2 separate regions of the Homo sapiens genome follow, and region 1 is linked to region 2. Evidence: chromatin loops called from intact Hi-C (ENCODE). Cell type or tissue: heart right ventricle. All regions are shown on one strand. Links, peaks and the distances in the headings refer to the core of each region. The heading gives the core; the rest is flanking DNA. Region 1 overlaps CAPN5 (calpain 5). Region 2 has its middle 48 kb from the start of TSKU-AS1.

Region 1 (5,368 bases), core at 107-5,106, 350 kb before region 2:
CTGGGCTGCGGGAGTCACAGCCTCCTCCCAGCCTGGAGCATCCTTGAGACAGCAGCATGGTCTCCCGCATTGTGAGGGGACGACCCTCAGTGTCACTAGCACAGCCCTGGAGGCCAGGGAGAGTAACCTCCTGCAGCCTCCCCTCCACCCAGGCCACCAGGGACCCCATTCTGCAGGACCCACAGACAAGCAGCGAACCCCTCCCCAGCCCACCCTCACACCCAGGAATCGGGGTTCAAGGGGATGAAATCACACCAGGAGGCCAAACATTTCTGTGTAACACACTCTAGCCTCAGGGACCAAAAGGAGTGGTCGGAGAGACGCCACCTGTTCATCATTATCAGTATCCATGGTCCCGTACTGGCTGCCAGGCTGTGAGTGGAATTTTGCATGCATTACCTCTTTTAATTCTCACAACCACTCTATGAGGTAGGTACTACTATCTTTTTACAATTATTATTATTATTGATTAATCATCATAATAAATACTTTTCATTTCTACCACAAATGACTATTTCAAAATCATGATGATAACAATCAGGAAAGTAAATTCCTTACATTTGGATGTCAATCTACATTTTATCAAAAATGGTCATATCCACATCACCCCATTTTTATTCCAAAAATGACCCTCAGCGGGGCTGAGGTTACTGCCCCATTTTTCCTGTGAGGAAGTGGAGGCCCTGAGAGGGTGAAGGCCTGGCTGGGCCTCAACCAATCCAGTGGTGGCCACAGGATTACAGCCCATTCTCCAAGCTCCCCATCCGGATCAAATCCCACCGTTTCAGCACCCTCACTTTCTCAGCAGCCTGGGGCCAGGGATGCCTCCTCCCACCACCCCGATGTCCCTGCAGGCCCAGCCTTGTGGGTGGGCCTGGGCCCGCTCACCCAGCTCCAGCTGGGACCAGACACTGACCTTGGGTCGCTTCCACCTGACGGCGGGCCCCGGCGTGCCCTTATAGTAGAGTGAGTCGTCAGTGGCGGGGAAGAGGGGGTCCTCGAAGAGCACCTTCCTGCGCCGGCAGTCCCGCCTCAGGGCTGAGTAGTTCTGGTCCTCATAGGGCTTCACACACGAGAACATGGTGGCTGCTGCCCCAGGGAGGGGAGGGGGAACACCTGGACAGGAAGGCAAGAAGACGGTCACTCACAGAGTCCCTGGGTCCCTGATGTGCCCTGTGAAGCGGACATCATCAGCCCCATGGCACAGGCACGGAAGGCTCAGCGAGGCGTGGAGCCTACCCAAGGTCACACAGCTGGTATACAGCAGAGTGGGACAGACACCGACCGGCCTGACTCCATAGACTGGATTCTCTCGTTTCTGAAGCTCAGAGGCGATACCAGGCCCACAGGCCACACAGAGCTCAGGCCTGGCCCACACCGCACCTACCTCCCTGCCTTCCTTTGTTTGACCAGCCTTCCCTACACCTCCTCAGACGGAATCAGACCAGTGGCCAGCCCTGCCAGCTCCCTGGCTGGTGTGTCTCCCACAGGAAAGCAGCGTGTGCCTCTGGGTTTCCCTCCCCACCTCTAGAGAGTGGCACATTTCTGCCTGGTGTGGGAAAACCTTGCCCCAGGTACCCCTCTCAGCATCATTCATTCATTCTCTCCGGTCCTCCCCGCACCATGCTGCCTTCCTCACAGCATCTTGGGAATAGGCGTCTCTAATTCTGTAGAGAGCAGGCCCATGGCTCCTTAACCCTCCCTCCATTCCCCAGGGGCCCAGGTGGGCCCAGCCAAGCACCCTGAACTTTGCACCAATGTGCTGACCAAGTGCAAGGGACACAGACTGGACCAACATGGTCAGGGAAGGCCTCTGGGAGTGGAGGGCAGGGCAGGGCAAGGAACAGCGGCTGGCAGGGCCTGCATATCAGGTGCGCTGAGAGATGCTCGGACGGCCAAGCACCTGAGTGACCACCCCATTTATGATCCACGCCCCCATCCCTCAAACTCCATCTGGGCTGCGGTGCAGCTCCACAGTCCCCGATCTACTCTTCCTGGGGCCTGCCCAGGGTAACAGTGCAATCCTTTTGGGGTAAAGGCCACAATTTCCAGCCCAGCCCTGAGGGAAACCAAGGCAAGGCAGGCTGGCTGTGGGAGTGATATCTGAGATCAAGACTGGTGTGAGTGCCAGCCCCAGTGGTACCACCCTCCTGCTGGGTGACGTTGAACTGGTCATGTGAACTCTCTGAGCCCGTTTTCTCATCTCAGTGATGGGAATTACACAGTGCTGCTGCACCTCCTGGAAGGAGTCAACCCATTAACTGAAGGCTGAGGAGCCCGCCAAGCATGCCAGTGGGAAGAGGAGTGAGGGGGAAGGGGCCAAGACACCCAGTGGTCCCAAGAGACGCCCCATTTCCCTGGCCAGAGGTGCATGTGTACTGCCTGCCAACAGTGCCGGTGGGCACACGGCTGCCAGCTTTCACAAAATACAACTGCGGCTCAGTGAGGTGAGGTGACCTGCCCAAGCTCCCCTGGAAACCTGGTGTCCGGACGGGAACCCAGATCCTCTGACTTTAGTGCCACCGCCTTGGCTGTATGACCCTGCCGCTCTCACTTAGGGTCTCCCCACACACCGTGGCTGAGCTGGAGCCTCACTGGGGCCTCATGTGGAGGGAAAGAGGGAAGGGAGAGACAGGAAAGGAAAGAGGCGAGCGCGGGCAGTGAGCATGGGCACAGATGGACAGCAGGGAGGGCAAGGGGGCCATTGTCCCCCCACCTGCCAAGGGAGCTGAGAGCAGTTGTCCCCTGCTCTGCACCCAAGCCACTTCACCTTCTGCCCCCATATCCATACTGGGCCTGCTGGAGTGCTGCTGTGTGACCTCAGGCCAACCACTTAACTTCTCTGGCTGCCCCTCTGCCCACGGAGGCCAGCAGCCCTGCCCCCTCCCACCCATTCTCCCTGCCTTGGAGGTCTGAGGGAGAGAGGGGAGGAGCTCACAGAGCCAGCTTCCGGGCTTCAGGCTTCTGGCAGAGTCACCGAGGAGCAGCATTAGCACCACGGGTTTCCGGCAGGGTCAGTTCAGGAAGCAATTTAGGCTACAAGAATTAGATCAGAGAAGCTGAAAGCAGGAGCCCAGAAATCAGCTCTTGCAATTCCAGTGTTTCTGAGCCTAGAGGGTCCAGAGAGGGAGAGGAAGCTCGCCCAGGGCACACAGCCAGGCTGGTGGAGAAAGAGGGTCTGGCTGCTCTCCAGGCTAGGAAGGGGCCAACGCTGCTGGGAGGGTCCACTCCTGGGGAGGATGGAAGGGAGGTGGAGGCCATAAAGGGAGAGCTCGGCTGGGCCAGGGGCTGCACAGGGCCAGGCCTGGCTGGCTGAGGGCCTGATACCGTTGCCCCATCCCTCCAGCCTCACCTGCCTGCCAGGCTAACCTTGGCCTACTTATGTGAGGTTCTTCTGGCCCCGGCCCTTGCACAGACTGCCCCTCTGCACCCTCCATCTGCCCCAAGGTCACCTCCCACTGTATCTATGGGGCCAACACCCCGACAGGGTCAGGTCTCCTCTGCTAGCCCCAGGCAGAGCACTGAAGGCCACGGATAGACCAGGAGGCAGGCAAGCTGCTCCACCCAGGCCTTTTCTTTCTGAGCCTGAGCTTAGGCCCGTAGCACTTCCTGTCTCCCTGGTGTTTTTAGCTGTTTGGGCCGAGCAGGACCCCTGGGTGGGGTTCAGGACCACCTGAGCTTCCCAGCTGCCCTGTGTGCCTGCCCTCTTCCCTCCTCCTGCCAGTCTCATCCCCACCATTCTCCACCCTGGGCTGAAGCTCTGGGGCTCGGAGCTCCTCGCAGCTCCCACAAGACTGTTCCCTCAGGGCCTCTGCACACACTGTTCCTCTGCCATCCTGGTGCCCCTGGGACAGCACCTGTTAACACTGTATCCCATCTGCACATGACTTGTCTGCCTCCCCAGCCTACCCTGTGCCCCTCCAGGGGAGGGGCTGTGTCCAGCTCCTCTCTCTATCCCAGGGTCCAATGTGGGGCTCCAGGGATTGAGGAGTTATGTTGCATGAACCAACAAAGGTGAGTGCAGGAGGAATTCCTTCAAGAAGAGAAAAAGGCTCAGAGAGTGGCGGAGGCTCCCAAGGGGAATCAGCTTTCCACATCACAGACGCCAGCACTCAGGTCTGCTGCAGCAGGGCCCACCCCTTCACCCTGGGGAAGGCCTGGCTCTCCTCTCCTCCCCTCCCTGACAGCTGGGTGCCAGCCGGTGCCCACATCCCCACTATCCAGACTGTAGCCCTAGCACATTCTGCTGCGGCCCAGCCCTCCTCCAGCTCCTGAGCCTCGACCCAGGCCCCCGCTGTCCTGAGCAGGCCGCATTACCTCACTGGTCTGCATGGTCCTTGTCTGGAAGAGACAATGTGCCAGGGCCTCTGGGCCACTGTGAGGAACAAACAAGACCCCACCATGCAGAGCAGCACTCTGTATCCTTTCATGCTCTGTGCCCTGAGGACTGACAGTCTCAGGCAGTCGACATCTGGGCTTCACCCACGATGTGTCCAGACCCCCGCCAGGTATGGGGGGGCTACCACAACTTGGGGTTCCTGTCGGAGTTGGTCTAGTGTAGCCAACAGACATAAGGCCAAATGAAGTATGTGTCATTCAGAGGTTCCAGCAAGAGGAAAGCAGGGAAGCCTCCACACAGGCCTGGCCACAGAGGCAGGAGAGAAAGGCCATTCCAGGCAAAGGGAACAGTTCACGCAAAGGCTCAGAGGTATGAAAGACATCTTTATTACCACCTCAGGGCACCCCCTAAAATGAGCACAGTGCTAACCTGGGCCCTGCTTTGAGAAGCCTAGGATACGGAGTCTGGAGGCTTGAGATCTGCATAAGAGGCTGCAGACTCTGGACAAGCTCATTGATGTTCCCATCTACAAAATGGCTTAGCTGGCCATCATCTCCAGGGAAGGCTCACTGGTATCAGCCCTCCTCCTCCTGTGGCCAGGGCAGCGGTGAGTCAGACCCAGCCTGCACAGTGAGGCCTCTGTGGACCAAGAGTGGAAGTTCTGAGTTGGGTCAGAATGAGGGGGCTGGGGTGCTCACCAGGGAGCTTCAGGAACCCAGTCTTCTGGCAGGTCAGTCAGATCTGAGTTTGCATCCCAACTGCATCATTTAGCTGCTGTGTGTCCTTGGGCAAGGTGGGAACCCCTCTGAGCTGCTGTCAATCAGCAAGCCTCCTCTGAGCCCTACTGGGTTCCAGCCTCTAAGGTGACAGATGACAGAAAGAAAGTGGCATCTGTTCCTAGGCCTGCCTTAGGGAAGCTCAGTCTATCCTCACCTGGGACATGGTTGGTACTCCTCTTCCAGGAGGCTGTGTGGCCTAGTCTGCTGTTCCCTGGACCTGCTGGAGGTAGCGGGGACAGCCTGGCTGTGT
Region 2 (5,368 bases), core at 227-5,226:
TTGTCTTCCATTCACAAGTGAGGAGACCACAAGTCAGTTAGAGGCAGAATTTTCAGCCCAGCACAAGTCTGGCCTGCCCATATGTCCTCTGCCTACTGTGACTACCCATGTTGAAGATTTGCCAGTGGGAGGAGGAGCTGAAGGAGCCTGCAGAAGCCGACCTTTGACAGTGGGTCCCAGTCCTGGAAAAGACACAACAGAAATAAAGTAAGTGAGATCTGCCATCTCACCAGGGGTCACGTCAGAGTCGGATTCTGACCAAAGGCTCTGGGCCTGGCATTTTCAGGGTGGGAGGTGTGGCAGGGCTGAGCCTTTAGAGCCAGGTCTAGGGGGCAGGCACATCACAGGTGGCACAGCCATGAAGGAAGCACGAAGCCCCCAGAGGGTGGCCCCAGATGTCAGAGTGAGGTGTGACAGGCCTGCCTGTGGGGTGCCCCACACTGGTGGTTTATCAGCACGGAGGAGGAGCTGCCTCCTTCCCCATCCCACTGCCCTGGAACTCTGCACAGGGGAGCCTGCCGGGCCCTCGGGTCTCCACAGCCTAGTGTCGGCTCTGCACATTCGGTCTCACCGCCAGCCTGTGGTGAAGGCTGCAAACATTGTGCCAAGTCTGCCTTGTTTGGGCATTTGTTGGGGGCTAAAGCCGCTCCATTTTACATGTTAATCTGCCATGATGACTTCTGATGAACCCCAGTCAAGGAAGGCCTCTAAGATTTCTACTTTATTTACTATTCCTTGTATAAGAGCACTATGTACTGTAAATCCTGCCTTTAGGCCAAAAAAACCTTGACCCTAAATCCTCTCCTTAGGCAGGTTCACAGAGCATTCCTGCCTTTCCCTATAACTGTCGTACACATTCCTTCCCTATGGTAGATAAGCCCTGGGTCTGGAAGGGAATGGCTCAGGAATCCACCAGTTTGTCTCTCGGACGTGGCTTCTCTTTGAGTCCCTCTGAAATGTTTCTTCTGAGGAAGGGGATATGTCAGCCTCTTTCTTCGGCCTCTCAGCTTCCTGGGCCTTTGGAAGTAGGCTTGCACATGCCTGTCCACTGTGGAACAGCACTGGGGCCATGGAGAATAATTTGACAGTGCATCAGACTGCAAACTCTCAGCCCCATGCCCTCCAGACACCGGCAGGAGCCCCGCTGACAAAAGCAGCTCCCTTTCTCATCGCATTGCTGCTCACAGGTCTCTGGATTCTTCCATCTGCTCCTTGCTCTTTGCTGCTGGCTCTCTGTCAGTTGCAGGTCCTCTCCAGCCTGCCGTCTGTTGCTTTTGTCTCACTCCACCACGTAGCTGGAGATTGCGATAAGGTCGCAGAGGGCGAGCTCATCAACCTGCACCATGCGTGAGGATAGTGAGGATAGGAATTGCCAGACCACAGGATCCCCTTCCAAAGCCGGTTGTTCGCACCTCCTGTTGTGCCTCGTACCCTCCACGAGGTTGCAAACCTCTGCCTTTCCCATCAGGTTATAGCAGTCTCTTTTGTCTCACCAGTATCAAAAACAGAGCTGGCACAGACCAGGAGATCAGAAAATGTTGAGCCCACAGATGCATGAAGGTGTGAGACTCAACAAGTTGGACTAATGAGCAGAATGCTCTCAGGGGAACTTCATCAGGGATGAATGCAAAGACCACGTTTGAGCCCAGGACAGGGAGCTGGGGCCATGTGCTTCAGGTGGAGGAGGCAAACCCTCCAGGTGGCAGAGGGTGTTAACTCACTCTGGGTGCACTACATTGGGGGCAGCTGAAACACAAAGGTGGTCTCAGGCGGCAGCCCCACCAGGAGTGGGTTTAGACCACAGTGGGTCTGTCCTGCTCAAGGCTATACTGGCCTGCAGTGCCGCGGCAAGTTCTGAATGCTGCCTTATGAGAACAAAAAGGGCAAACTGAAAGTACTATCTCCCTCCCAAATTTGGGTCCCTCTACCAGTCTCCAGGCTGGCCCTCACCAAGCCAGGGGACCAGCTCTCTACCCAATGCTAGTCCGCTGTTTCGTGCTCTGGGCTGGACCCTCCCTCTGCTCAGCACAGCCACTTGCTTCTGGGAAACCTGAGATTGGCTTTCTCTGCTTATTCTTTCTCTGTTTGAAGCTGTCTGGAACTGGGCCTGGCTTCTTTTACAGGATGCTGCCTGCCGACAAGCTCATTCTGAAGCAATTCAAAACAGGCTTGGTCCCTGTGATAAATCCCTGGCAGGGACCAGGAGTGACAGCAACACATAAAATAAACCCCAAAGGAAAAACTCAGCCTCCTGAAACACTCTGTTAAGATGGCAAATTCACATCCAGTCACTGTGGGAGGTGCAAGTCAAGTTCACGTTAAAATGATAATTTCCCACACTACCGGCTTGCACCTGGGGCTCCTGGTCGGGTGCTAAGTGCATATTTAGTATCCACCCCAGGTGGCAGGACAGGCTCAGGATGTAACTCAGCCTCCCAGGGTCTCCAACAATCGTCTCCAGCCTCAGAGCAGCCCCCCTGACCCCACAAATTGTCTTGATTCCCCAGGAACCACTTTTACTCTAATAGAATTTTCTCTATTTTTATAGAAATCTCATTTGGAGCTTCAGAGGCTGTCTTTACCTCTTATCTCGCACTTACTGGGTGGCCTAGAATAAGTCATGCAGGCCTCTCAGCCTCAGATACCTCACCTGTGTCAGGGGCCCCCAGCATACCAAACTTTCCCTCTCGAGCATCTAATTTCATCCTCACCACAAGCCCAGAAGGTGCACCTATTTCCTCAAAGGGGAAAATGGGGCCCCTGAGGCCCCATTCCAGGAGGGAGATGCCAGGGTCTGTCCCTAAGCCCGTGCTTTTTTTTTTTTTTTAGATGGATTCTCACTCTGTCGCCCAGGCTGGAATGCAGTGTTGCATTCTCCACTCACTGCAAACTCTGCCTCCCGGGTTCAAGCAATTCTCCTGCCTCAGCCTCCTGAGTAGCTGGGATTGCAGGTGCATGCCACCACACCCGGCTAATTTTTGTATTTTTAGTAAAGATGGGGTTTCACCATGTTGGCCAGGCTGGCCTTGAGCTCCTGGCCTCAAGTGATCTGCCTGCCCCGGCTTCCCAAAGTGCTGGGATTACAGGTGTGAGCCACCACACCCTAAGCCTGTGTTTTTTATGCCCCTGCACCCCAGGACCCTAACTTGGTCCTTTGTGTCCTGAGCCTATCACCTGCCTGAGCTGCCCACAAGCTGCAGGCTGGGCCTGGTTCTGACTCCAGGTGTGCTCTCCTGCAGGCAGCTTTCTACTGCCAAGAAACTCCAGCGTAGGCCAATTATTGGAGCCTTGGTGCCCTCTGCTGGATAAAGACTAAAATACCAGCCTGATGAGAATTGAACACTGAGAACACATGGACACAGGAAGGGGAACATCACACACCAGGGCCAGTCGTGGGGTGGGGGGAGGGGGGAGGGGGGAGGGATAGCATTAGGAGATATACCTAATGTTAAATGATGAGTTAATGGGTGCAGCATACCAACATGGCACATGTATACATATGTAACAAACCTGCACGTTGTGCACATGTACCCTAAAACTTAAAGTATAATAAAAATAAAAATAAAAAATACCAGCCTGAGACCACACTGGACAGTAATGTCTATTTCACATCCATCCATCATCATCCTTGCATTCGCTTATCCACCTACCGATCCATCTGCCTTCCATCCACCCATCTAGTTTTCCATCTACTATGGTTCGAATGTGTCCCCCAAAGTCTGTATGTTGGAAATTTGATCCTCAATGTGGAGATATTGGGAGGTGAGGCCTTAACAAGATGAGGCCTTAGCTCATGGGGGCTCTGCCCTCATGAATGAATTAATGCCATTATCATGGGAATGGGTTGTTATTATGAGTTCCTTATAAAAGAATGAGTTTGGCCCCCTTTTGCCTCTCTCTCACCTGCATGCTCTTTCTTGCCATGAGATGCCTTCCACCATGTTGTGCTGCAGCAAGAAGTCCCTCACCAGATGCCGGCCCCTCAGTCTTGCACTTTTCAGCCTCCAGAACCATGAACCAAATAAATTTCTGTTCATTCTAAATTACCTAGTCTGTGATATTCTGCTATAGCAGCACAAAATGAACTAAGACACTATCTGTCCATCTACCCATCTATCTATCCATCCATCCATACACCCATTTGTCCTTTCATCTATCCACCCACCTGCCCATCCATCCATCTGCCATCCCTACATCCACTCATCCATCCATCTGTCCATCCATCCATCTCAATTTTACTCATGTCCTGTAGGCATCATCCTCTCTCTCACTGCAGCATCCCCAGCTCCTCCCCTGCACTAGGCCCTGCAGAGGCCTCAGTGAAAGAAACAAGAAAGACCTCCCCCAACCCATGTGTCCCTTTCCTCTTGGCAGAGCACCTTCACTTCCATTATATCCTTTGTCATGACAGACACTCTAAGGAGCCTTGGGATTCCCATTTAACTGGTGAGGAACTGAAACCCAGAAAGGCCAAGGAGCATGATGCAGTAGAAATAGTCTTTGGGGACAGAGTGACCAGTTTCAAATCAGGGCTCTGTCATTTACTGATTCTGTCACCCTGAGCAAGAATCAGCTCTCTGAATCCCAGTTCCTCATCTGTAAAGTTAACTAATTCAGCATGTATTTATTGTGTATATACTATGCACTAGGCTTGGCTTTGGGGGTACAGCAATGAACAGGGCAGGAAAGGCCATTGTTCGTCTGAGCCTTACGCTGTAGAGGTTCTAATGAGGCTCCAGTGAGATGAGACTATATTCCAGGGCCATAGACAAGTGCTACTTATGTCATGTCATTGTTATTACCTATGTAAGAAAAAAGTTTGGAAATGCTTTCCAGTAAAAAGAAAAGTTGGGGAAATGGTTGACACTATTTTTATTTTTTATTTCTATTTTTTGATATGGAGTCTCGCTCTGTCACCCAGGCTGGAGTGCAATGGCATGATCTTGGCTCACTGCAACCTCCGCCTCCTGGGTTCAAGCAATTCTCCTGCCTCAGCCTCCTGAATAGCTGGGATTACATGTGCCCACCACCACACCTGGCTAATTTTTGTATTTTTAGTAGAGACGGGGTTTCACCACGTTGGCCAGGCTGGTCTCAAACTTATGACCTCAGGTGATTCGCCCGCCTCGGCCTCCCAAAGTGCTGGGATTACAGGCATGAGCCACCACGCCTGACTGACATTATGTTAATTAAAAAGCAGAACATATTGGAGTTGAAGGCATGAATTTTGGAGCTAGAGTGCCTGGCTCTAAATCCCAGCTCTGCCACTTCAGAGCTGTGTGATCTTCGGCAAGCAATAACCCCTCTGTGCCTTGGTTCTCTCATCCACCAAATGGGGTTAATAATTCAACATATACTTATTGTATAT

What was found. Hi-C counts contacts between places; a loop is a spot of excess contacts. Peaks named below come from ENCODE experiments on the same cell type or tissue, not always from the same donor. Only the 100,000 strongest peaks of a DNase experiment are listed, where the experiment ranks them.
Region 1: it touches region 2 in a loop (3.0-fold over the local background); 18 of 110 quality-filtered maps call a loop at or near these places.

The regions. Positions count from the first base shown.
Region 1 is chr11:77,080,600-77,085,967 of GRCh38, reverse strand. CAPN5 (calpain 5) reads right to left here. Exons shown (of 13, transcript NM_004055.5): 2 at 917-1,116. The coding sequence starts at 1,081. Among named protein-coding and RNA genes, the nearest start is that of CAPN5, 16 kb to the right of the region's middle. In heart right ventricle, for the core only: no CTCF peak of the experiment used is centred there; a DNase peak (open chromatin) is centred at 2,957; H3K4me3 peaks cover 571 bases; H3K27ac peaks cover 1,362 bases.
Region 2 is chr11:76,731,995-76,737,362 of GRCh38, reverse strand. No RefSeq gene overlaps it. Among named protein-coding and RNA genes, the nearest start is that of TSKU-AS1, 48 kb to the left of the region's middle. RefSeq lists a silencer at 3,275-3,374. In heart right ventricle, for the core only: a CTCF peak has its summit at 3,260 (motif pointing left); no DNase peak of the experiment used is centred there.